2 separate regions of the Mus musculus genome follow, and region 1 is linked to region 2. A link is a loop called in an ENCODE intact Hi-C map of the cell type or tissue named here. Cell type or tissue: left cerebral cortex. All regions are shown on one strand. Each heading gives the region's core, and the rest is flanking DNA. Links, peaks and the distances in the headings are about the cores only.

Region 1 (10,708 bases), core at 1,306-9,305, 55 kb before region 2:
GCAATAATAAGTAAAGGATGGCCATAATGGAGATTGTCTTTCCAACACTGATTTGAACATGGCACCTCATTATTTAGGCAATGGCTACACTGTTGAACTATGCCCCCAGCACTGTCCTGTGTTCTGGAAAACATAAAAGCCAGAGCTCTCCAGGGTACTTAGGAAGCATAGGCTTTGGCTTCAAATATACTCATGTTTATCTGCACAAAGCTCAGTTTTCCAGGAAGACAGCCACCTACTACTTATTCACATGGCAAGGATACAGGGCCAAAATGGAAAAGACTGTTCTAGAAAAGCCCTGTCATCATCAAAAGCTTCACCCTTGGAGTCCTCCAGGTTCCCTGACTGCCTTCGGAGAACTCAAGTTGGTGAATCACTTGCCTCTGTGAAAGCTGTCAATTTTGTTATTGTTGTTTTTCACTTTCTTTAAGGCTTCTGAAGGGGACTGGAGAGATGGTCTAGTGGTTGAGAGCACTGGCCACGCTTCTAGAGGACCTGAGTTTTACTATGGCAGCGCACAGCTGTCTTGTAGCTCCAGCTCCACAGGATTAAAAATTGCCCTCCTTCTGGCCTTTGTTGGCACTAGTTATTCAGGTGGTACAAAGACATGCATGTAGGCGAAAACATCCAAACACATTAAAAAAAAAAAAAAAAAGGACTTCTGCAAGTAATTTAGTTGTAGCAGAATATTTTAAACACACACTTCAAATCTGAAAAAGCCTAAGCCATTTGGTTCTGAGTTGTAACTTTGGTTTTGTTTTGTTTGAGTAGGGTAGGGTCTCTATGTAGCCCTGGAACTCACCAGGCAGACTAAGCTGGCCTCAGCCTCTCATGAACCACCACGCCTGACATGTACTAAAAACATGGAACTCAGGGTCTCTGATTCTTCTGAGACAGGGTCTCACTTTGTAGTTCTGGCTGGCCTTGAACCCACAGAGATCTCCCTATTTCTGCCTTCTGAGTGCTGTGATTAAAGGCATGCACCACCATACACCTCTGGGTTTCTTTTCTCTTAGTCAAAGCTGATTCCAGAAGTAGAAAATGAAGTCTAGCCTATGAGAAGACCAATGCACTCTAGCTTCCTAAGATTCTCATCTCTGACTAGTTGCAACCTGGTAAAAGAATACCAGTTACTAGGCATACTGGGTCATGTCTATAAGCTCAGCCAGCAGCTGAAAAGTGATGGCAGGAGGATTACACCGGCGATTAAAGGTCAGTTTAGGCTACACAGAAAGTTCAAGACCTACTAGAGCTATAGAAATCCTTCCTCTACAAAACAAACAGTGAGGGCCAGGAAGACGGCTCAGCAGGAAGAGGTGCTTGCTTCAACCCTACAGTTCAGTCTCCAAGACCCACAAAGGTAGAGTCCCTCAAGATGGCCTCTGTCTTTCAAAAGAGAGATTCTTACTTTCTGGACCATAGAGCTTCTGAAGCCATTTCTAGATTACAGTACTAACCCTGTGTCCCAAGACTGTTATGGATAATACTCATATCCCAATAGGGAAGGCAACACCAATTTATCTCCCCAAAGAGTTAAAATGACACAAGGATTAATTTCCTCTACCTATGGTCTAAGGTAGTCCAAACTGGCCTCATACTTAGCTATGTAGTTAAGGATAACTTTGAACTTCTAATCCTAATTCTACTTCCAGGGTTATAGATAGCCATCATCATGCTAAGTTTACATAGTGTTGGAGCTCAAACCCAAAGCTAAGCAAACACTCCACCAACTGAGCCACATCCTGACTCCAATAATCTTACTTTAAAAAAAAAAAAAGATTTATTTATTTATTATATGTAAATACACTGTAGCTGTCTTCAGACACACACCAGAAGAGAGCATCAGATCTCACTATAGATGGTTGTGAGCCACCATGTGGTTGCTGGGATTTGAACTCAGGACCTTTGGAAGAGCAGTCAGTGCTCTTGACCACTGAGCCATCTCTCCAGCCCCTAATAATCTTACTTTTTTTTTTTTCTCCGAGACAGGGTTTCTCTGTGTAGCCCTGGCTGTCCTGGAACTCACTTTGTTGACCGGGCTGGCCTGGAACTCAGAAATCCACCTGCCTCTGCCTCCTGAGTGCTGGGATTAAAGGCATGCACCACCACACCCGGCTAATAATCTTACTTTTAAACATGAAAATTTCCACCAAATTATAAGAGAAAATTTGAAGTCTATATTACATTATATACATTAAATGTGTTTTTTCCCAAAGAAGATACTTTAGGCCCTTAATATCAGTAATAAGTAATGTCAATTTCCAGAGAGAGGGAGGAGGGAGCTGGGCAGAAAACATTCTGCTTCATTTACAAGTTGTCAAAAGCGTTGGTTCTTGGGGTGTAGAGACGGTGCAGTGGTTAGAGCACCTACTACAATGCAAAAGACAAGTGTTCAGTTTCTAGCATCCACATGTCAACTCAGTCTGTATAATTCCAGTTCCAGGGGATTTAACGTATTCTTCTGACCTCCTTAGGCACCAGGTGCACATATATATACATGCAAAATATTCACATATTAAAAAAATATTAGAAGTGTTGATTCTTTGGCAATTTTAGATTTTTTTATCTTTTTAGAGGCAGGGTCTATTGGAGCCAGGTTGTCCTTAAACTCCCTAAGTAGCAAAGAAGGTCTTAAATTTCCTAATTTTCCTGTCAGGAAACCCATCAGGAACATGGGTTTGCAGATATGGCCAGATTATACAGTGCTGGGGATGAGACCCCAGAAGCTCACATGAGGGAAGAGAAGAATGTCTTCAAGTTGTCCTATGACCTCCATGACATGCATACTGTGTGGGTATGACATGCATACCCACACAATAAGCTCAGTTTTTGAAAAGTTCAGAAGTTTAAAAGGGAAAAGAAAAAAGCCGGGTGTGGTGGTGCATGCCTTTAGTTCCAGCACTTGGGAGGCAGGCGATCTCTGTGAGTTCAATGCCAGCTTGGTCTACAAAGTAAGTCCAGAACAGCCAGGACTATTTACTCTGAGAAATCTGTCTTGAAAAGTCAAACAAAACAAAACAAAACAAGACAAAACAAAAAAAGAAAGAAAGAAAGAAAGAAAGAGAGAGAGAGAGAGAGAGAGAAAGAAAGAAAGAAAGAAAGAAAGAAAGAAAGAAAGAAAGAAAGAAAGAAAGAGGAAGAGGAAGGAGGAGGAGGACTGCCAGCATCTAAAGTTGCACCAGGGGCAGCACTTGACCACTCACTGAACCCTGAGCTCAGGTTTTCACCCACTGCCCCGGCTGACAGTGAGGGCTGCACTTCCATGTTATATGTGCACTTGTCTGAATCTGGGCTCTAAGAGCTGTGCACTCCAGCACCCACTTAGGCTTTCTTGATTCTTTTCATTTTTCAGTTATGAACTAAACTGAATCTTGTTTAATGCCTTCTAAAATATTTTGTATATTTTTTTCCCTCTGGCATTGGAGATTAAACCTAGGACCTTGTGTGTATCAGACAAGTGGGGTATTACTGTGGAGTAATATCTCCAACTCTATATTTTATATATTTTAAATTCTTCTAGTGCAGGAATATAAATAAGAGACTGTTGCCCCTAAGAACACTGCCAGTACTCTATAGAAAGAGTAGAGAAACTACGACCTCTGGGTCAAATCCACCCTTCAACCTGTTTTTCTTAATTTTACTAAAATTTACTCTCATAATGTCTGAGACTGATTGCTTGCTATTACAGCAGAGTCAAAGTATGTTGCTATGTTCTATTAACACAGACCCAGACTCCCATTTAAAGACTTACTTATTCTATTTGTGTGTGTGTGTGTGTGTGTAGATGGTACACAGAGGCCAGGAAAGGGGGTTAAAATTCCTTGGAACAGGAGTTACAGGGTTTTGTACAATGCTCAGCTTGTTATGTGGGTGCTGGTATCTGAGTCTGGTCTTCATGATTGTACAGAAAATATTCTTAAGCACTGAGACTCCTCCAGTCCCCTAACCCTAATCCTGAATCACAAAAACATCCCATGCTGCTTAGAAGGAGAAATGGTAACAGGAAACTTGTTTTAGTTTTAGTTCGATGATACATCAAGGTTAATTCTGCTGCTAGGGATGGTGACACACACACACACACACACACCACGGAGGGATAGAGATAGGGAAAGAGAAAGGGAGATTATGTAGCTAGGCATATCTAGAAGTAGTGTAGCTATATGCCATACGGGAGGTACTTAACACTGCGTGGGGATGAGTAAACCTTGTGCTGCTTCCCACCTACCTGCTCTGCCAGCCAGGCAATATGCTTGACTTCCTTGCTGCCTCCCGCTGTACTGGTTGCACCAAGCATGGCATTGAGCTCAGCCAGTACCTGTGGGAGGAGAGCCATTATGTTGGTGTGGATAGCTACGAACCAGGAGTGTGCTGTGGCCGTATCCTTGCAGCGTAAGATCAAGGTGTTCCTGCTATCAGGAGAATGTAGCTCTATCAATCTGTATGGGGAGAGAAAAGAGAAAAATGAGCTAGGCTTGAAGTCATCACACTAACCACAGTTAACATTCTAACTGCAAATCTAGTCTAATATGGTTTTTCTGATAGAGACATTTTAATTCCCCAAAGTCCAACTTCAGAGAAAACCACAAGTGGATGGACAATAATCAGGACTTACAGCTGGATTTTGTTTTACTGGGATGATCACTAGTGGGCTACTTCACTTTCCCTTAACTTCCATGTCAAAGAAACAGCACTGTCTTCTGGGCACTTCATGTGAGATGTTTGTGTGTGTGTGTGTGTGTAAGACAGAGTCTCATGTACTTTATCATATCATGTACTTTATCATATCACGTTGCTATATAGCTGAGAATGACCTTGAACCCTCACTCTTCTGGCCTTCATCCACCAGGCGCTGAGATTACAGATGAACATTACTATACAAAGCTAAAGAACTGATTTTTTTTAAAGATTTATTTATTATATGTAAGTACACTATAGCTGTCTTCAGACACTGCAGAAGAGGGCGTCAGATCTTGTTACAGATGGTTGTGAGCCACCATGTGGTTGCTGGGATTTTAACTCCGGACCTTCGGAAGAGCAGTCGGGTGCTCTTACCCACTGAGCCATCTCACCAGCCCAAGAACTGATATTTTAAAAATATAGGAATGCCGGGCACACTCCTTTAATCCTAGAACTTGGGAGGCAGAGGCCAGCCTGGTCTACAGAGTGAATTTCAGGATAGCCAGGGCTGCACAGAGAAACCGTGTCTTGAAAAGCCAATAAGCACACATGTGTAAATAAGTAAACAAACAAACAAACAAACAAACAAACAATTAGGATCTGGAGAGATTGCTCACTGGTTAAAGAGCACTTGTTGCTCTCCCAAGTGGTTTGAATAGCAGCACCCAAATGAGGTGGTTCAAACAACAACAAAAATAACAACAACAACTGCCTATAACTTCAGCTTCAGGAGATCAGATGTCTCTGTGGTTACCTACATTTATGTGGACAGACACATAGAAAAACACACATATATATATATATATATTTTAGATTAGGTAATTCTGGCCTGACAATGCATTATTATTAGAAATAATGGGGTAATAGCAGAAGAATATTACTTTTATGAGTATTATTCTTTATGAATATTTGGAATGCTATTTATTTATTTATTTATTTATTTATCAGAGACAGAGTCTCACTATGTAGTCCTGGCTGGTCTGAAACTTGCTGTGCAGATCTAGCTGGCCTCACACTCACAGAGATTCCCCCTTCTTCTGCCTCCTGAGTGCTGGAATTAAAGACATGTACACTACTATTATTACACTTGGTTTAAGTCAACGATAGATCAACAGTTCCAAGGGTGGCCTCCAGGGCTAACATGCATTTAAGCATCCCAATTCTTCTAGTTCCTCAGTGGGACTCTGGACTCAAGCTCAGGTCATTAGGGCTATACATCAAGTATTTTACAAGCCCAGTTATCTTGCTAGTTTATTTTTATTTATTTTGGTTTTTACATTTTCATCTTGTATTAAAAATTGGGGTGGGGGTTGTTGTTTAATTAATCACAGTGTGCGTGTATGTGAGTGCCTGTGTGTCAGCATTGAGCATGGAGGTCAGAGGATAACCTGTAGGAATCCTTTTTCTACTCCCACCATATGAGCCCTAGGGGTCAAACTGAGGTTGTCAGGCTTGGTGACAGGCAGCCCTACCTGCTGAGCCATCTCGCTGGCCCTAATTTTTATTTACTTAAGAGAAGATCTCACTATGTAGCCCTGCCTGGCCTGATTAATGACAATCCTCCTGAATGCTGGTAGGGCATATCTGGACCACAATGTTTAGTTCCAAGTATTTCAAGTTGTTATTTTATATGGCAAATGTTTATTCTCATCAAATTCTGCTTAGTTTATCCTTTCTTCTAAGATTTATTTCATTTGTATTTATATTTATGCTGTTTTTGGGTACTCAGGGATACCAGAAGAGGGTATCAGATGCTCTGGAACTGAAGTTACAGGCATGTGCTGGGAACTGAAGTTGGGTCCTCTAAGAGAAGAACAATTATTCTCAAACCCTGAGCCACCTCTCTGGCTTCCAGTCTATCCTTCCTTAAATACATATTAACTGACCCTCTACTAAATGGCAGATACTATGCTAGTGTTGTAGATACAGTGATATGAACATAGACAAAAAAAAAAAAAGTCTCTACCCTAATTGAGTCTACAGTCTAACAGGGAAGGCAGAAAATGAAGAATTGATGGAACACAGTTATAGGTCACAAAAGGTCATTGCTGCTAAAAGACATTTCTGTGGCAGTAGAGGCAACACAGGACTATAGCAGCAGTCTTCACACGTTTGGGGACACTTACCAAGCTGGTTCCCTGTGGTAAGATCGTTTATAAATCTAGTACCTCCCCTAAGGAAGCTTTGCAAACCAAACCTAGGGACGGTTAGACGGTTTAGCAGGTGAGGGCATTTGTTGCTAAGCCTAATGGCTGACTTCAATCTGAAGAACCCACCTGGTGGAAAAACAGACGCCAGCAAGTCACCATCTGACTTCTTCTACACACACATTGTGGCATGCTTGAACTCACATAATAAGTTAATTTAAAAATTTAAAGAATAATTCTATAATCTCAGAGAGCTCATTACAACAAAAACTGGGAAGCTGGAAAAGAGCCAAGGGATTTAGAAAAGTGGTCTTTTAGTCAATTTAATCATCCTGACACATAATAGGTCCATCTGCTAAGAAGAAACCCCAATTGAGAAAATATCTCCAAGGGCAAGTCTCTATAGGCATTTTCTTGGGAGACGATTGACCTGGGAGAGTCCAGGCCACTCTGGGCACTGCCATATCCTCGCAGGTGGTCTTGAGTTGCATAAGAAAGCAGGCTGAGCAAGCTTTAGGGAGCAAGCCAGTAAGCTGCATTCATCCATGGTGCCTGCTTCAGTTCCTGCCCTGAGTGACCTCAATGATGGAAATGATCTGAAAGGTCTAAAACAGCATAGAGCCTTTCCTCCCCAAACTGCTTTGTTTTTGTTTTTGTTTTTTGCAATAGTGTTTTATCACAATAGAATCCTGAACTAAAACAAGGGGAAAGCCAAATCCCAGTCAGTCTACTTACAATCCCTAAATGTGCTGGGAACTGGGGTCAAGGTTGTCTCAGAAAGTGAGACTCAAAGTATGCACTGCAGAGAGGGGCAGGACTGTGAACTCTATGCCAGCCTGAGCAACTTAGTGAGTTAAAACACCAAAACGAAAACGGGTCTGAACCTCAGTTGAGTGTTTGACCCTAAGGTTCAATTCCCACCACTGTAAAAAGCAAAAACAAACCAAGACAAAATCCAAACAGACAAAAAAGTCACCCCCAAATAATAAAGCCCTTAGTCCGGTATGGTTGGAGCCTATGCTGAGGCAGCTAAGGCAACGCTGCCAGAGATCTGAGGTTAGCCTGGGTTATACAGCAAACTTGAGGACAGCTTAGGATACAGTGTGAGACTGTCTCAAACAAACAGAATTCCCCACACTCAGTGGCCAATGACTATGTGACCTCATCCTAGCAGAAAGAATCCAAGTATCCTCATTCCCACCAAACAGGTCAGGAGAAGCAACTCTCAGGTCAGACTCTACATCTCTGGGCTGATCATTCCTGGAAGGGCTTATTTATTTCCACCCCATTACTCTGTTACTGAGGCCAGCCTAACATTCTTTAGACATATGCTAAGTTCACTGGCAAGAAACAGGCAAGACATTTCCCTCACTCCTCCTACTGACCTACTTAGCACTAAAGAGAGAAATCAGTTCATCCTTCTCTAGGTACAAAATGACCACTTTCTGGAAAAAAATGACAACAAAAACCCTTCACACCATATACAGCCCCAAGACAGTCTCTCGGGTTGGTTCTTTAATGTACTTATAAATAATGGGTAAGAGTGAAAATAGATCTGCTATAACAGAAGACCATGTCTGACTAATCAGTGCTGGACACTATGGGGAGAGCTCAGATGATGAATGGGCAGGAAGGTGTTTGGAGGCAGGGTCATCCATACTTATGAAACAAAAGAGAGATCTTGAGCTTCTTGGGAAGGGAGTATGGACAAGTTAATTAAGGAAACAATAAGAGTTATAGCTGCCTCATATGACGCTATGCCAGTGCCTGGCAAATACAGAAGTGGATGCTCACAGTCATCTATAAGATGGAACACAGGGCCCCCAATGGAGAAGCTAGAGAAATTGCCCAATTAGATGAAGGGATCTGCAACTCTATAGGTGGAACAACAATATGAACTAACCAGTACCCCCAGAGCTCGTAATCTCTAGCTGCATATGTAGCAGAAGATGGCCTAGTCGGCCATCACTGGGAAGAGAGGCCCCTTGGTCTTGCAAACTTTATATGCCCCAGTACAGAGGAATGCCAGGACCAAGAAGTGGGAGTGGATGGATAGGGGAGCAGGGTGGGGGGAGGGTATAGGGGACTTTCAGAATAGCATTTGAAATGTATATTAAGAAAATATCTAATTAAAAAAAAATCAAAGAAAAAAAGAACCAATAAGAGGAGCTGGAGAGATGGCTCAGCAGTTAAGAGCACTGATTATTCTTCCAAAGGACCTGGGTTCAATTCCCAGCAACCACATACCTTCTGTAACTTCAAGATTTTGATACCCTTACACAGACATACATGCAGACAAAACACTAGTACAGAAAAAATAAAAATACATTATAAAAAAGGAAATACTATTTTGTTTTCAAAACAGGATTTCTCTGTATAGCTGTGGCTGTCCTAGAACTCCCTCTGTAGACTAGGCTGAACTTGGAGATCAGCCTGCTTCTGCCTCCTGAGTGCTGGGATTAAAGGCATGCACCACCATGCCTGGTAAGAAATACTGACTTGTAAAAAAGAAAAAAAATTCAAATAGATGAGTTATCTTTGGCCAGGCATTGGCAGTGCAGGCCTTTAATCCCAGCACTTGGAAGGCAGAAGCAGGTGGATCTCTGTGAGTTCTAGACCAGCATGCTCTCTATAGAGCTAGTTCTAAGACAGCCAAGGTTACACAAAGGAACCCTGTTTCAAACAAAACAAAAAACAAACAAAAAAGAAAACAATAAACTGACACCAGAACTGAGCCTAGGATTCAGAAGAGTCTGTTTTGTAGTAGCCCTAACTGATAAAAGCTACATAGTAATGCTTGAAATGAGCTGTTTTAAATGAAAATTTTAAATGAGAACCCTACTAATAGCAAAGGAGGAGGCAGTCTGCCAGTAACTGAGCCCACAGGAGAAATGAGGAGGCAGCTACAAGGTTAAAGGTTTTGGACTCTAGTCAAACCACTGAGGAACTCCTGGGAAATTTAATTCTACTTCACCAGACAAGTCAAATCAATATTTAGGTAGACAGAAGCATGGGGTTGTAAGCTCAGCCTATATTAATATATCTGCTTGATTATGTCTTTGACATAAATTATGAGTTAAATTTAGTAACAGTCATGTGATCTTTATATGTCACAAATCTCAAGTCTACCTTTTACTAGAAAAAGACAAAATGAAGATGAAGCACTGTGAGGCAAGGCAGAGGACAAGTTTAAAATCGCTACATTCCTACAGGGCACAGCAATGCTTGCTAAGGAATGGCTCATTGCTCTCTCACTGGACGTCATCATTAATTAATTAGTTCTCGAATCTCATGACGCACATCGCGTGATCATTAGAAGCAACTGGCGAGGCAGGAGAAAACAGGGGAGGACTAAGCAGTGAGCCCCATCTGCTCATTTTCACAACTAAACACTCACCAGCCATACAATCACAGAGCCAAAGCAGCAGCTTCCCTTTTCATTTTAATGAAGACATTACATAAAAATGCATGTTGAAGCATAACAAGATTTCACTACAACCCCTCCCCCACCAATAGTTAAAACCATTTGTGATATATCACACTGCCATTAACAACTCTGGCGAGCACACGGAACAGTGGAAACTCACATTGTTGGCTGCTGTAGGTTTTAGCATAAAATGGCACAGTCATTGGAAGAATGCCTGGACATTTTCTTTTTTCAATTTATTTCTTTTTTTTAACGTGTAGGAGTATTTTGCCTCTATATATTTGTTTGTACCGTGTGTGTGTGTGTGTGTGTGTGTGTGTGTATGTGTGTGTGTGTGTGTGTGTGTGGTGTCCATAGAGTTCAGAAAGTCTGACCCCCTGGGACTGGAGTTACAGACGGCTGTGAGGTGTGTAGGTGATGGAGTGAATGGTCCTCTGAAAGAGCAGCCAGTGCTCCT
Region 2 (10,708 bases), core at 1,893-9,892:
AAGGACCATAGACAGCAAAATGGAAAACAAGTTAAAACTCAAGGCCCAGCGGTGGCCTTTGATCCCAGCAAGGAGGCAGAGGATCTTAGCAAGGAGTTAGAGGTCAGTTTCAGGACAGCTAGGGCTGTACAGAGAAAACCTGTCTCAAAAAAATGAAAACAAACACCACCTCATAGATAGGAGCATTATTTTTGTTTACTTGATTAGTTCAATGTGCTGATCAAGCCAAGAACACTGAGCTGGTCTGTTAACATCAGCTCCAAACTACAGGAGGATCTCTTAGCCACCAACTATACCTCCTCTTCATGAAGAAAGACACATTTGATGGGAAAGTCTAGTAACCTTCACCCAGACAGTGCTGCATGGTAGAAAAATAACAGTTGAAGTTATCCATGGAGACCTAAATTATAGCTTGGATATGGTTCCTAGAAAATATTCTTAGAAATCTCATGACTGTTGTATTAGAATTACTTTCCCATATCAAGGCAATAATTTAGAGGGTACATTTAGATGCATGCAGGAGCGTCTGTAAGAAATGTCTTGCAAAGTAGAAGCAGGAGTTCAAGGTTATCCTTAACTACATATCAAATTCAAGGTCAGGCGGGGTTACCTGAGACCCAGACTTAAAACCCAGAAATGAAAGAGGGTGGTGGTGTCTGACTACAGAAATAGCTTCTCACAGGTAAAACAAAGAGAAGCTAAGACATAAGCACAGAAACATAGCTTAACTGTTTGGTTGTTCTTTAAGAGATTAACTAATATATATATATACACACACACACACACACATAATATATATGAATGAAGCTGGGCATGGCAGTACATGCAGAAGCAGGCAGATCTCTGAGTCCAAGGCCAGACTAGTCTACACAGGAAGTTCGAGGCCAGCCAGGGCAGGTTATATAGTGATCCTGTCTTCAAAAAAGGAAACAAAGAGCCGGGCAGTGGTGGCGCACGCCTTTAATCCCAGCACTTGGGAGGCAGAGGCAGGTGATTTCTGAGTTCAAGGCCAGCCTGGTCTACAGAGTGAGTTCCAGGACAGCCAGGGCTACACAGACAAACCCTGTCTCAAAAAACCAAAAAAAAAAAAAAAAAGCAAAGAAAGACAAAATCACTACAGACAGACCTTTCCTTGGGGGATGGGAAGGATGAAAAAAAAAAGAACAGGGTGTTTGACCAGAGACTGTAGGCTGTAGGAACAATGCCTTCACCAATCCAAGGTAAAAAAGAGAAAGAGTCCTTTAGCTCCATTCCCTAACCTCAAGAAACCAGACACTAAGGCTGCTCCTGACATGTGGGTGGCAAGAACATGCCTGAAATTCCCTGCCCACACCACCAAAAGATTATTATGTTATGTCAAGGCAAGGTTTCAGGGACTCTAACGGAGGGACAATATCACTTACAATTGTCTAAGGAGTAACGGCCTCCCACACCATCCTCTTCCCCCACCACCTATTTTGTAACCTAGGCTGTCACCAAACCTCTGTCAATTCTCTTGGCTCCACCTCTCAGTGCTGGGATAATTGGCTTATATCAGCACCCAGAGAGCAGGGTTTCCTCAGGATGCCACTGCTAGCCTTGAAGCAATCCTTCTTGCTGCTTTAGTCTCAGGTTTTTTGAGACAGGGTTTCTTTACATAAACCTGGCTGTCCTAGAACTCACTGTGTAGATCAGGCTGGCCTCGACTCTGAGATCCTACTGCCTGTCTCCCAAGTGCTGGGCTTCAAGGTTCATCCCACTATATTCTAAACTCTTATCCCTTATAAGTGGCCTACCTCAGCCAAGCATGGTAGCACAGGCCAATAACTGTGGCTCTTTGGAAGTACAGGTAGGACGATCAGGAGTTCAAGATCAGAATCAAAATGAGGAGAACATGGCTGCATGAAACTCTGGCTTAAGGAAGAAAAAAAAGTATCTTGTCTGGAGGAGAAAACAGCTCAATTTTAAATCGTCTGTCTGGCTCACTAAAGGACTCTTTTAGGGATTTTGTATTTGAGCAATTATTTTTACTTGGCTTAAAAATGGAACACCACAAACGTACTATACTGACTTTCCCACATCTATACAGACAAAAACTGTTTGTCTTACACAAAATGGGAAAATAAAGTCATAGACCAGGTAAAAAGGCTTCCAGTAAATGTTACTATGCCACCATTTGTAAACCTGTTTCTAAGAGCACCCAAGGCCTATGAGGGAACTAATGAATGTGGGAAGCATGTACTAGACGGCCTTCATTTCATAGCTATGAGCACTAGCTTCAAGCCACTGGGAAACAAGAACCTCTTGTTTTGCATGTTAATATGGCATAAAGGGCTGAACTGTCTATCCATCACTACTCCATACCACAAAACTGGATGAAATTCAATATTCTGGCTCTAAGAAGTAATACCCAAATACTTACCTAGACCAGTGTCTAGGTACTCAATTAGAGTAGCAACTATTTTTCCAAACCTACATCAACTGTGTTGTGTTTTTACTTCTTTCACTAACGCTAGTTTCTGGGCACTTGACTGGCCCTACCTAAAATTGGGATATAAACAAGACTCATAAATAAGACATTATAAAATTGGGGCATTGCAGTTTCACAATTAGAGCACTTAAAAAAAGAAAAAAAATTAACAATCTTTAATTATGTGTCCAGGTGACTGGGAGGCCACAAAGTGTCAGATGCCCTAGAAGTGGAGTTCCAGGTGTTTGTGGGCCACCCGATTTATGCTAGGAACTGAACTGGGGTCCTCTGAAAATGAAGTACAGGGCCTTAACCCACTGAGCCATCTCTTTAACCCCTGATTTGTTTGTTTGTTGTTTCTCTGCCCTGGCTGTCCTGGAACTCTGTAAACCTGGCTGGATTCAAATCCAGAGATCCACCTACCTCTGCCTCCCGGTGCTGGGATTAAAGGCGTGCACCAACACTGCTGCACACCATGTTATTTCTTTATAAACTGATTGCTTCCAAGTATCAGATTTACAAAAAAGTGAAAAGTAGGGCTGGAGAGGTGGCTCAGCAGGTAAGTATGCTGCTCTCACAGAGGACTCAGGTTTGATTCCCATTACCCACTCTGGGCTCACAATCATCTGTAACTCTAGTCCCAGTGGATCTCTCTTGTGGCCTCCAAGGTCACCAGGTACGCATGTGGGGCACAGCTATAATAATACGCTATATAAATGCAGGCAAAACACTCATATGCATAAAAAAAAAGTTTAAAATTTTTAAGAGAAAACTGAACGGGCTATGGAGGTACATGCCTGTCAATCCCAGCACTCATGAGGCTGAGTTGGTAAGATGACCACCTTGAGGCCAGACTGGCCGTAATGTGTACATGCTCACACACACACACTATACACACGCAAGCTGGGCACTGTGGAACATGCCTTTAATCCTAACACTTAGCAGGTCAATCTCTGAATTCCAGGCCAACAAACAAAGAAAAAACCTAAGTTCTAATTCTGCCCTTAGTCTGGTGGTTTTCTCCCCAACTTCAACCCCTCCGTTCAGTTCTCCTGCCAGCAATCCCTCCTGACTCATCTCTGCACACTTATATCCACCACTTCCTGGAAAGCCCTCCTGGACTAAGCCCATTTCCATCAAATTCTTTTCTGGATTTGTTTTTAACAGAGTCCTACTGCGTAGCCCTAGCTGTCCTGGAACGCATTACGTAGACCAGGCTCCTCTTAAACTCATGGATCTGCCTGTCTCTGCCTCTTGAGTACAAGGCTGTAAACCACGCCAAAATGCTACCAGCAAATACGCCTTAAATTTGTGATCCCTTAGCATCTTGTACCTTGTACCAGAGTCAAGCACTTGATGTTATTCCTCCCTAGAAGTTGTTTTGCATTTTCTATCATTTCCCACCGCAGAGATACAACAGGGACAGCACCTTTCACATTCTCTGTTATACAGCTAGCAGCAATAAATGCTCCTGGAATGACTTGACTCAACAGCGAAAAACGGAGCTGGTCTTGCAATTATTTCTAAAGCAAGCAACTGGCTTCTCACTTACAATATTCCATCACCTTCAACATGTATGAGTCTTTGGAGATGAGATTTAATTCTGCCTCAGTTACATCGATACGCGTGAAACGCTGCACACAAGATCGCATCTACACTTAAGGTAAAGGCTATTCACACATATGTGATGGTACCCGTTTCAGGATTCTTATAAAATGTCTACTGGTCTTGCGGCAGCACGCCTGCCAGCGATAGGAAGCTGGCACCGGGCTCTTGCAAAAGGGGCGAAACTCTAGTTGGCAGTAAAATGCTCAAACACGTGAGCCTCCACTGTTAAACAAGGCTCATTAACCTCACAAACTTGCTGTATCAGCTCTCTGCCTTCCACAAAGTGCTGTGATCTTCTCTGGTTATTGTTGAGAGCCAATGATGGGTTAAATTCCCATAAATTAACCAGTGCTTTGGTGGTTTGCCCAAGCAAACTGCTGGCATCGGTGTGGATGGATTTAATAGACCGGCCCGCCCGGGGAGCCCGAGGTGACTAAAGAAAGCGTCCAACCAACGCTTCCCAACAGGGAAAAAAAGGAGACTAAAGAACTCGAGCCGATCGCTCTCCCGGTAGTTAGTGCTTAGTGTCAGCTTATCGTGCAAGACTTAGGGGTGAGCTTCGCACGCGGCTGCTGCTCCCCCCACCCCCTAAATCTCAGCTGAGTCTCGCTAAGGGGCGGTAAAGTAACACTTCGGTGGCTGCCCAACTTTCTTCTCGCTGGACGCCTCAGTTTTTCCACACTCTGGAGCCCCACAAGAGGAGGTCTGGTGGCCGGGGCGGAGGGAACCGGCGAGCCCCGCACAGGCGTCAGGGTGGGCAGAAACAAAGTGCGCGCAGGCGAGCCCAGGCCGCCACCCCGCCGCCTCCCGCTCGGCCCCCGCTCACCCTCCAGCAGCACCTCCTTGCCCGCGCGCTTCAGCGCCTGCACGGCCTGGTCGTGGGTGGCCTGGCGCAGGTCGGTGCCGTTCACCGACAGGATGGCGTCGCCCAGCCGCAGCGCCCGGCTCTGGTCGGCCGCCAGCCCCGGGAAGATCTTGGAGATGAGGATCGGCATCCGGTTCTCGCGGCCGCCCTTGATGCTGATGCCCAGGCCGCCCGCCTCTTGCTTCACCACTCGCACTCGGCGCACGGGCGGCGAGGCGCTCGCTTCCCCCGCGGGACCGCGGGGCGGCGCGGGAGGGCTGGGCGGCCCCAGGCCACGGTTCGGGCTCCCGGGCAGAGACTCGCCGCCGCCGCCGTTCGGAAGACCGTTGAAGGCGGCCGCCGGCGGCTCAGGCTCGACTGCGGCGGCGTCGCCCGTCAGGCTCAGGCTCTCGCCACTGAGCTCGGCCACCACCCGCACCCAGCGCTCCCTTAGAAGCAGCTCCACCAGCCCCGCTTTGGTGGCCCGCGTCCACACCGCCATGGCCGGCCCTGCTCCCGCAGCCGCCGTTGCTGCAGCTCCCCCGATTCCAGTCAGGCAGCCTCGGCGCTTCCCCCTTCCCGCCCGAGGGGGGCGGACCCCTCCCCTCCCCCCGGCGATTCATTATTCATGAGGGCCACGCCCACTTTCCGGAGGGGCGGGGGGAAGGCCGGCGAGGCCGCTTCCGGGAGGCGAGGTTGTCCTGGTTCACTGAAAGCTCTTCGGAGGTGGGCAGCGCCTCGTGCAGCGAGGCACCCCGCCGTCCTTTGCTTTGGTTCTCCGTGACCTCCTCGAACTCCTCACCTCTTCTACGAGAGCTGCCCGGGCAGGGAGAGCAAAGTCAGCTTGTAGAGAGGCTCTTTGCGATCCTGCAGGGCCGGGTTGGCGCGTTCATTCTTGCATTGATTGGTTCATTGCAAAAAAAAAAAAAAAAAAAAAAAAAAGCAGCCCTGAGCGCTCAGAGGTGTGCTGGGCTCCTTTTAAGGCCCTAGAGACACACTGAATAAAATGCACCTCAGCCGAGAGAGCTTGTGGTCTAATGGGAAAGAAAAACAGAGGCAACCAGCTAGGTGTGATTCTCTGTGGTTAAAAAGACTGCAGACCTCCCTAAGAACAGGATAAAACAACATTTGGTTAGTCTTGGTGTGAGCACAAGCAGGGGACACAGCATAAGTGACATGGGATCAAAGGTGTGGATCCAAGACTTTGTCACTGCTTTTAAAAATCACCTGTCTGCTGGCCTGTAATTAGAGGGGACCTGTCTTCTTCTTTTTTTTTTTTTTTTTTTAAAGATTTATTTATTATATGTAAGTACACTGTAGCTGTCTTCAGACACACCAGAAGAAGGAGTCAGTTCTTGTTACGGATGGTTGTAAGCCACCATGTGGTTGCTGGGATTTGAACTCTGGACCTTTGGAAGAGCAGTCGGGTGCTCTTACCCACTGAGCCACCTCGCCAGCCCGGGACCTGTCTTCTTAAGCACTGGGAACCCACAGTGCGCAAGGTCAAAGACATTTGCAGCATGCTGATGTTTTAGAGTTCCCCACAGACCAACGGGTATATATAGTTAACAAAGATTGTGCGAGATTAGCCACAAGATTATGAGGCTAAACTCCACAATCTGCCATCTGCAGAAAAAGGCTCTGAATCCAAATCCAAAGACCTGAGGACTAGGTAGAAATCTGAAGCTATCAGAAGACCAGAGAGGCCTGAGGGGGCAGAAGCGGGGGAGCAGGGTCGGAGTGGAAAGCTACTATGTAAAAGCTGGCCCAGTCCATGAAAAACCAGGAGCCCTGAAGTGTGGCAGGAGAGCGATGTCCCAGTTTTCATAGAGTGAGTATACCGCGTCTTACTGTTCCCTGGCAGCCCTCACCTGATTGGATGGTGCCGGTTCCCACTGTTGAGGACAATCTTCTCTACTCAGGTCACCATGGAAAAAATTTCTTCCGGAAACAGACACACCCAGAACGGTTTTACATCTGTCCATCCAGGCAGGCGTCTTTTAGCCCAGTCAAGTGAACACACACACACACAAAAATTAACCATCTGTGATGATTCCTTAGGAAGTTGCCAATGTGAACAAGACATAAGGTTAGTGGAATTAGGTAGTGAGTGTGCAAGGCTTCAAATAACCAAGTCCTGAAGGGTTCTGTCTTGATTCTATAAGTTTGCCAGTCTTAGTCTGGGTTCCATCTTTTTTTTTTTTTTTGGCGAATATGTAGATGACCATCCAAGAAACCGTATAAAGATTTGTTAGCTAAAGAGTCAGTGATTTTGCTAATTGCAGAGCCAATAACAAGACTATATGTAATGACCATAGCAAAAAAAAAAAAAAAAAAAAAAAAAGTCTTTTAGATATGTTAAAAAAAAATGGGGCTGGAGAGATGGCTCAGCGGTTAAGAGCACTGACTGCTCTTCCAGAGGTCCTGAGTTCAATTCCCAGCAACCACATGGTGGCTCACAACCATCTGTAGTGAGATTTGATGTTTTAAACAAACAAACAAAAAATAGCTTAGTCAGGATCCCCACTATACCCAAGGCTGCACCTGATACCTGATAACCAGACCTCAATGATGTCACTTAAGATAACCAGACAGCCCAAGATCTGACGCCCACTGGACAAGCAGACAGTGCTCTGTTCTTCTCATCTGGAGAGAGGCCACTTTGACCTGCCCTGCAGCTGGAGAGTCTCCTCCTCCCACCCCCACCCCTAGGATCCTGACCCTTAAATCAGAGACTTCTGCTAGCTACTGGACCTGACCTTCAGCTAAGCTATGTAGCACAGGTGAGCAGCCTTGGGGAGATAGGCTTAGGGATTTAGAGTGAACATTGTGTGAGGACCCTCAGTATAATAAAATAGAGCGTCTGTTATCCTAACTAGTGTATGTATCTACTGCCAGCTCCCTAGGGTAGAGGAAGTGGGTAGAGGAACAAATAGGAAAGACTAACTTAAAGACTCTGACCTAACATCCACAATTAAAAAAAAAACAAAAAAAACTTTTGTTCTCCAGCCTCATGGTTTACTGTTGCCTACTATCCACCTCACACTTAAAAAAAAAAAAAAAAAAAAAGTCGCTGGGCAGCAGTGGCACATGCCTTTAATCCCAGCACTTAGGAGGCAGAGGCAGGCGAATTTCTGAGTTCGAGGCCAGCCTGGTCCTCAGAGTGAGTTCCAGGACAGCCAGGGCAATACAGAGAAACCCTGTCTCGAAAAACCAGGAAAAACAAAACAAAACAAAAAAAAAACCCCACAAGGCTGAGACGGTAAGTCCTCAGCAAAATCATTAGGACCATTCATTTCTCCTGCGTCGAAATAAAATTCCCATGCTTTTCATTTGGGCAGAGACTGGGAACAAACAGAGGGAGTGTGCATCATTTCCCGTAAAGGGGGAAGTTTCAAGGATTGCTCAGGAAAGACGCGGGTAAGAGCCTACTCAGTAGCCAAGCGCCCCGCTCTGCTCCACCAGAGTGCATTCACATGCAGGCAGGAACTTCGTTTGAACAGGTTAAGCATTCCAAACCTGAGTGAATAAAGAGTTCGAAATGAGAAACGTATCTCGGCAGAAGAAAGAGATCCCGTTACAACAGATCTTTGCGAAGAGTGGGGTATGGGTTTTTCCAAGCTGCAAATGTCTGCCGCGCGAGCTCAGCCCCCAGCCGCCTAATCAGCTGCAGCAAAGCTGGCCTGTTGTTCCCGCAGGTCCCAATGTGCCCAAGTACACCTGCAGTCACAGGCATTTCTGGCTGGACTCCAGCGGAGCCAGAGCCCCCCAGAGGCCTGAGTTATGTGAAATTTCTGCTTGTTAGAGAGCATTTGGCAGCTGAGTCCTCGGAGTCTGAGCACTCAAGTCTTAACTAATTTGAACACTTGTGCATGTGTGATCACCAGGGGGTCGGGCAATGGAGGACACCTTTATAAGTGCTGGGAATTCATTCCAAGGGTATGAAGGACTTTTCTGTCAAAAGAATTGGAGGAAGTCACAGATTTAATGGTGAGGACACTTATGTAAGATAGCAAGTTATATAACAAAATATTTAAAATATTTAAACCCACAGGGAAGATAATAAAAGTATTTCTTGGGAGTATTTCTCTTAAAAAAAACATTATTTTGAAGCAAATGTCTTTGGCCTAGACCACTACATAGGCCTGGCTGGCACTGAAGCCTCAAACCTTTTGCCACTTGTGTGTGTGTGTGTGTGTGTGTGTGTGTGTGTGTGTAGGTACACAGAAGCCATAGCACACATACAGTGGTAGAGACTAATCAGAGTCAGTCCCTCTTCCCACTGTGTTTTGGGACAGGTTCCTTGGTTGCTGCATACCCCAGGCTAGCTGGCCCAGGAACTTCCAGGGTTCTTGTTTCTACTCTCATCTTGCTGTGGGAGCAAGGTTAGTTTCGTTCAGCTTCATTTCGGTTCTAGAGATTCGAACTTAGGTTTTCACAGATATGCAGCAAGAGCTCTACCTACTAGACTATCTCCCAAACTCTGAGTCCCCCCACCCCTCACTTTCCCAAGACAATGTAAACCAGGTTAGCTCCAAATTTGCTGTGTAGCCAAGAATGACCTTCCTGCTTCCAAGGTAAAAAGTCCACCTTCATCACTGCATTTCCACATTGAGTCACTACTTTAAGCTCAGATACTCTCACCCAGCCAGCATTCTCCAGTGATGCCTCACACATCCATACCCAGGCCTTTCAGAACACCTCGGGTACCTTAAACTCCCCAGCAAGACCTCATCCCAGCTTTCTGTGACTCCCTAAGTCTTTGGGGCTTTTCCTTTGAATGATGTAATTCTAGGCCTCTGCTGGAATGCCCAATTAAGTTATATATTCCAGGAAGGCGAAGACCACCTATGGATTATTTTTGCTTCCCACTGCTTGGAAACTACTGCCTCTCGCAGAGAGGAAACTCATTAAGCTTGTGACTGATTGGCAGCGGTGCTTCCGGTGCCAGCGTCTTCTCAAATAATCCCTATGAGAGTTATTGGTTCCTCACAGAGCAAAAATTACCATCTAGGAAATTTCAAGTAGTTGGTGAAATATACTTAGTGTGCATAATGAAATCTGAAACAGGGTACACATCTGTTTTCATGGGTTCCTAAGGGCAGGGAGACAAGCTTAGAGAATTCTTCAAGCAAGCATTTTATTTTATCTACCTCTAAAAGAGGGACCGGCTGAGGTAATTCCTGTCACCGGTCAATAGCTCCTCTCCTCGGTTATCAACTGCTGTCTCACTATTCCTCAGAACAGGCAGAGGTCATGACTACTTCAAAAGGAGGGGTGGCAGTAGCTCCTTGTGAAGAGTTCATTTTGTTTGTTCTGTTTTTTTTTTTTTTTAAGATTTATTTATTTATTATATGTAAGTACACTGTAGCTGTCTTCAGACACACCAGAAGAGGGAGTCAGATCTCATCATCGATGGTTGTGAGCCACATGTGGTTGTTGAACTCACAACCTTCAGAAGAGCAGTCCGTGCTCTTAACCACTGAGCCATCTCTCCAGCTCGAGGCGTTCATTTTGTAACTTCATCCTAAAATTCCACGTCAGGCCTGATTCTTTGCACCTTTGAAACTTAATAGGTGGGGCTGAGGAGATGGCTTAGTGGTTAAGAGCACTGACTGTTCTTCCAGAGCTCCTGAGTTCAATTCCCAGCAACCACATGGTGGTTCACAACCATCTGTACTGAGATCTGATGCCCTCTTCTGGTGTGTCTAAAGACAGCTACAGTGTACTCATATACATAAAAAATCTTTTAAAAATTTTATAAAAAAAAACTTAATAGGTGTGTAAAATAGCTTGATAGTTAAGAA

What was found. A loop is a pair of places that touch in the nucleus more often than their neighbours do. Peaks named below come from ENCODE experiments on the same cell type or tissue, not always from the same donor. Only the 100,000 strongest peaks of a DNase experiment are listed, where the experiment ranks them.
Region 1: it touches region 2 in a loop (2.2-fold over the local background); 12 of 42 quality-filtered maps call a loop at or near these places.

Annotation. Positions count from the first base shown.
Region 1 is chr8:106,985,124-106,995,831 of GRCm38, reverse strand. Sntb2 (syntrophin, basic 2) reads right to left here. Exons shown (of 7, transcript NM_009229.5): 3 at 4,226-4,436. Among named protein-coding and RNA genes, the nearest start is that of Gm22085, 19 kb to the left of the region's middle. In left cerebral cortex, for the core only: a CTCF peak has its summit at 5,809; a DNase peak (open chromatin) is centred at 4,256.
Region 2 is chr8:106,930,497-106,941,204 of GRCm38, reverse strand. Sntb2 (syntrophin, basic 2) reads right to left here and starts at 5,465. Exons shown (of 7, transcript NM_009229.5): 1 at 4,884-5,465. The coding sequence starts at 5,403. In left cerebral cortex, for the core only: CTCF peaks have their summits at 5,215 and 5,424; DNase peaks (open chromatin) are centred at 4,850, 5,585, 6,733, 8,375 and 3 more places; H3K4me3 peaks cover 3,183 bases; H3K27ac peaks cover 2,335 bases.